Regions from separate parts of the Mus musculus genome. Here region 2 is linked to region 1. The links are chromatin loops, found by intact Hi-C in ENCODE. Cell type or tissue: left cerebral cortex. All regions are shown on one strand. Each heading gives the region's core, and the rest is flanking DNA. Links, peaks and the distances in the headings are about the cores only. Region 1 has its middle 1.8 kb from the start of Gm45086. Region 2 overlaps Zdhhc13 (zinc finger, DHHC domain containing 13).

Region 1 (2,814 bases), core at 8-2,507:
CAGTGGGCATAAAGTTTGACTGATAGGGAGGGAAGGAGAGAGGGCGGAAGGAAGGAAGAGAGTGAGATAGATAGACAGGCAAAGAGACAGACAGACAGACAGATAAAGAAGGCATAAAGTTGGGTGGGTTGGGGGTGGTAGAGAAGCTGGAAGAAGATGGGGGAGGGGAAATATGATCATAATATATTGTATTAAAAAAAAAAAAGACTGGTTGATGGTGGCGCACGTCTTTACTCCTAGGGCTCCAGAGGCAGAAGCAGTCGGATTTTTGTGAGTTTGAGCTCAGCCTGGTCTACAGAGTGAGTTCCAGGATAATCAGGACTACATAGAGAAAACGTAGATTGAGAAACAAAACAAAAATAAAAACAAAACAAAAACAGAGAAAGAAAGGATTGAAGGAAGGAAGGAAGAAAGGAAGAAGGAAAGAGAAAATTCAAATATGTCTACCCCTGGCAGTTAGTGAGTCTGCCTGAGCCTGAGTCTGGGATAGCCATCACAAATGCATTATCCTTCAGTGACCCCTCTGCCCAGCTTCTGTCTAGTATACCCAGCTTGCTCTCAGTTTCCTGGTTCCTTCCCCAGCTCCCAGCACTGACTTCTGGTCCTCCTTCTTATTTAAGGGACATATTCAGGGACTCCCCAGGTCCTCTTTCAACTACACATTGAACAACGCGGGGGAGGGGCACTGTCAGTACAAGGGTGGGTAGAATGGGGTCTCAAGCTAACCACCCTGGCCACAGGTATGATCACGCTCCATTTAATTGCTGCCCTCTGCGTGCCCACTGGTGGCTGACATTGTGAGCTTAGCTGAGACAGGCAGACACCACACTCAGCTAGAAACTGCCAGCACCAGGGCTTACACAACTGTGTTCGGTGGCTGCCCTTTCTCCATTATGCCACAACTTCCTCTAATTAGAGCCAAGTTAATCACCAACCCACCCTCCCTTTTATTGTGTTAAATAAACTCTGACCAGCCTTTTTCGGTGTTCCAAACTTTAAGTTTACCCAATTGGCTGAAAAGTCTATGGGGTCATTGCCAAGTGCAGTGTTATTTATGATCAAGGAAATATTAATGTATGTTCTGGTAGATCAAAGGTCAGTGGAGACAGAAGTCAACCCAATACCGCAGGGCACAGGGTGCTAAGTACCAGAAGAGATAGGTTCCCTGTGAGTGCAATATCTTTGATAAATAGAAAAACACCTTTTTAAACTCGAAGGGCAAACACAAAAGGCCCCACAAACATGATCATAGGGACACACAGCTGGGCCAACAGAACTTTAAGGTGGATCCACGTGAAAGAAGTCTATTAGCGCCCTCTTGTGGGAAAGTTTAACACTGCAGGGCCACAGAGGCCATCCCTACCCAGCCCTGTTCTAAAGCGTTCAGACACACCCTGCCCCACCTTGGCACCATTACTACCCCTCCCACACCCACCCAGGGGTCGTTAACACTTTCCCTGCCCCACCCTGGCCCTACTAGGCTGGCAGGCCTCACTAGGTGGAGTCACTTTTGAAGGTTTCTGGGAAGAGAGTGACATGGAGGTCCCGGACCGAGGCGCCCTGAGATTCAGAGACACTGTGTGGCAAGCCATCTGTTGAGACAGATGTTGAGGCAGCCGGTCTCCATGGTTTGATTCCAAAGACGAGAGAACTACAAAAGCCGTGACAGCCCCCTCCGATTTGATAGGCTTTCAGCGGTGGGCAGTGCTCATGAAAGGCATGTGTTCTGCCAGAGAAGCAGCAGCAGCAGAGGTGCGGTCTGGGGCTTCCCTCAATCGCAGACGAGCAGGGAGCCTTGGCTTTTATTTTGCTTCCTGGTGTCAGCCCTCCTCTCTGCTCCATCCTAGACTAAGCGTCAACTGTATGTTGAGCAGTTTCAGCTCTGCTTGATCATGGAGATTTGTACCCCTAAACCAGGTTTCAGAGGTTTTGGAGACGCCCAGGAAGAGAACGGGACAGTTAAGACGATCAAGATGACTGTTCAGTTGCTGCAGGGAACCCCTGCGCGCTGCCAAAGCAGGCTACTTAAGGATTACAAGATTTTAGCACCATTGACTGCCATCTAGTGTTCAAATATGGTAGCGTCACATCGCTTTTACAAACCTTGTAAAAAATGTGATTGCCTTTGAGAATCCGAGCTTGCTCTTTGTTCTCACAGTGTTAGGATCCCCAAAAGTAATCAATCGATCGATCAATCAATCAATCAATCAATCAATCAATCAATCACCCAATCACCCAATTCAATTCAATTCTTACTAAAAAGAGACACAGAAACACAAATGGCACATAATCTCATGTGAATTTTACAAAAGCTAATCTTTTAACCACTGAGAGTCAAATGGGGGAAGTAACAAGGAAAGGAAATTATGACCAGTGGGTACTAAGTTACAGTTAGATAAGAGTGAGTGTTGGTGTGCCAGCACACAGTAGGGTGGTTATAGAAAATGGTAATACATTTTCAAAAATCTAAAGGAAAATTTTTTCATAAAGAAATGTTTTAGGAAATAGGTACACTTGTCCGAATTAGAGCACCATGTAAAAGATCTATATATTTGGGTGTTATATGGCATCCTATAAATATGTACAACTTTTATGGCTCAATTAAAATACAATAATAATAATAAGGTTTTTCTTACGCAGCTCTATACATGATGATGAAACTTTTGGTGGAGGTCTTAAATTTAACCTGAAACTTGGCAATGAAATTTGAGGCAGAATAACAGGACTAACCCAGCATCTTTTGTACCTGGTAGTTTGAACTGTATCATTCAAATTTTTTAAAATTTTATTTTATTTTTTATTCACTTTACATCC
Region 2 (2,814 bases), core at 186-2,685, 57 kb before region 1:
ACTGTAGGGTTATAGTAACTGCACCTTGAGCCCCAGCTAGTATGACCCCTCACTAAGAATACCAGAGAAATAGTTCTGAAGGGGCTGAGCATGGTTTGGAACATGTGGACCTGTGAATGGCTATGGACACCCAGGGCAGATCCAGGAGGCAGCCTGCACAATGGGCCTAGTGTTTTGCAAGTCTTGAGAGTAATCTGCACAGAGGTGGGAAAGCAGTAGATGAGGACCTTCCTCAAGATTATGAAGGCAGAAAGAAGCAGGATCTCCAACAACACAAGCAGTCAAAATTAAGAACAAAGGATTCCCAAATGTAACTAAGAAAGAATGATGGGAAAGCCAGGCTGAAAATCTGGGAAAGGTTTCAGAGAAGCAGGGAACAAAGGAGGGGTCTTGGGACTCAGGGGGTCAAAGACTAAAATATTTCTCTAGGTCGCTAGTGCTTCAGCTTGCTTTGACAATGTTAAAGGAATGAAACCCAGAGCCAACAGGCCATGGGTAGTGGTACTGGGCTCTACAAGCATTTTGGTGCTTTGTGTATAAGTCTCTATAAAGCAAGTTAGGTTTTTGAAATAGCAAGGAGGAAAAGTGCTCTTTGCCTTATTTTCCTCCACTTTTACTCATACATCTGGAAGGAGATAATTTCAAATGGCATCAAGTCTTCAAATTGTTTCCAGTTCTAACTTACTGATGTAAAAATAAATTTAGAATCTATAATATAATCACAAAATAGTTTCAGAACAGAGAAATAACTGTAAATCTTGGATATTTAACAGTCTTCTACACGAACCACACTATTTATTTACTGTGTGAGGTGCTATTCTACCCACGGGAGATAATGAACTGAAAGGCTTTCTTTCATGAAGCTGAAATTCCAGTTGAGAAGACAAGCAGAAATGTTACAGGACATAAAAAGCTGGAACATGTGGAGCTTAGCAGGTGTGCTAGCTAGTTCTAGGTCAACTTGACACAACTTGGTTATTTGGGAAGACTGAACCGAAATTGAGAAAAAGCCCTCACTAAATTGGCAGGTGGGGCATTTTTAGAATGGATGATTGATGTGGGAGGGCCCAGACCACTGTGGGAGGTACCCAACCTAGGCAGGAGGTCCAGTATGTCACAGGAAAGGAAGCTGAGCAGGTAAGGGGGACAAGGGATAAAAGCAGCACTCCCACACGGACTCTGCATCAGTCCCTACCTCCACTTTCCTACCCTGATTTCCTGCCCAGACTTCTTTTGAGGAAGGATTGTGAGGTGTAAGTTACAACAATAAACCTCCCCCACCTCAAGTTGCTTTTGGCTATGGTGTTTTATTACAGCAATAGAAACCCTAACTAAGACAGCAGGCAGCTGTCAGGATTTAGCTTTTACTCAGAAGAATGGGAAGATATCTGGGAATTTGAGGTAAATATGACTTACATTTTCAAGTACTCATCTGTTGTACTAACATGGCATTGGAGATGGGTGTGTGTGTGTGTGTGTGTGTGTGTGTGTGTGTGTGTGTGTCAAATTCTATCTATAAATGCTTTCATTTATATGCCTTTGCAGGAGCAACCAGAACCACAGCACTGTGAATATGGAGTAGACAGAGCAGACATTTGGAGTGCTCCTCTTGAGATGCGAAGATGAGTGAAGGTGGGAAGGAAGAGAACAGGCGTTCTGGTTCTATTTCGCCATCTGCAGGTGCCTACAGGATACTTCCTGATGTGCTATACTGCAGTGTCTACCAGACAGGGATTGGCTGAGTTGAATAGGTGACTGAGTTTAGCAATCTAGATGGTCTATGCTGAAGAGAGAAATCTGGGGGATGGCAAGATGCAGTCGCCTCTTAGGGAACTAACTCATAGGTAGAAAAGAAGGTCTAGGACAGAATCTTGGCATACTGAATTCGAAGAAGTTGGGGAGTCCCCTCCCTACTTTACCACAACTGACAATTAAGTACAGCACTTGTGAATTTTTATGTAAAAATCTTGCAACTGCTAATCAGAATTATTCTGAAAGTATAACTATTAATATTACTTGAAAAGACACTATTGTATTTGAAAACAAAAGCATTAATCAACCAAATATCCATTTTGTCAATGTGAATTATATTCACACAACTGTAGCTTAGTTTTCTTAGCCATTTAGGAGAGAAAGCTAAAGTTCCTAAACTTTTCTTTTCAACTGTTTAGCTCACTTTAAATTTGGAACACTATAGTGAGGAATTGCAAAGTTTTAAAAAATGTGATTTTTCAATAGGAAAATAAATCTACATGAAGACTAATGGGGCGGGACTAACATGGCATTTGTGAAGTGATGAGGTCAGGTTCCAGAGACATAGTGACGTAAGACCAGCTAGGACACCAGCATGGATAAATGGGATGACTGACAGCACAACCATGACAGAAAGGTAGGAAGGAAGAGCTACCTAAGCAGATGAGGAGGCTCAGTCAGAGGCTGGCAGGGCAGAAGGCCAGTTTTGATACCTCACATTGCAAACGTCTATGAGATGCTGAACTGTTCTCAAGTAGGTACCACTCTAACAATCAAACCTATTCTATACTTCAATTCATTCCTTAAGTCAATTTGCAAATATCCACCAGGTAACATATAGTTTAGCGCCATCTACCTGAGAAATTAACGTTGAACAACCAGTGAAATGCCCTATTTCTTACTTTGGGCAGTGTGATGCATAGGAAAGATGCTATGAGCAGATCCTCTGCAGCACAAAGTTTAATCTCTAGCCTTCTCTGCTGCCCTAAAGACAAAGGCTAACAACTTCTTCACACACAATACCTCGCATTTGTGCAGCCATCGCCAAAGCCGAAACTGTTT

Evidence for each region. Peaks named below come from ENCODE experiments on the same cell type or tissue, not always from the same donor. Only the 100,000 strongest peaks of a DNase experiment are listed, where the experiment ranks them.
Region 2: a loop joins it to region 1, with 2.0 times the contacts of the local background. A loop is called at or near these places in 2 of 42 quality-filtered maps.

What each region holds. Positions count from the first base shown.
Region 1 is chr7:48,748,624-48,751,437 of GRCm38, reverse strand. No RefSeq gene overlaps it. Among named protein-coding and RNA genes, the nearest start is that of Gm45086, 1.8 kb to the right of the region's middle. RefSeq lists an enhancer at 458-2,437. In left cerebral cortex, for the core only: CTCF peaks have their summits at 1,334 (motif pointing left) and 2,064 (motif pointing left); DNase peaks (open chromatin) are centred at 780, 1,324 and 2,042; H3K4me3 peaks cover 690 bases.
Region 2 is chr7:48,805,656-48,808,469 of GRCm38, reverse strand. Zdhhc13 (zinc finger, DHHC domain containing 13) reads right to left here. Exons shown (of 17, transcript NM_028031.3): 8 at 2,776-2,814. Among named protein-coding and RNA genes, the nearest start is that of Zdhhc13, 18 kb to the right of the region's middle. In left cerebral cortex, for the core only: CTCF peaks have their summits at 1,711 (motif pointing left) and 2,588; no DNase peak of the experiment used is centred there.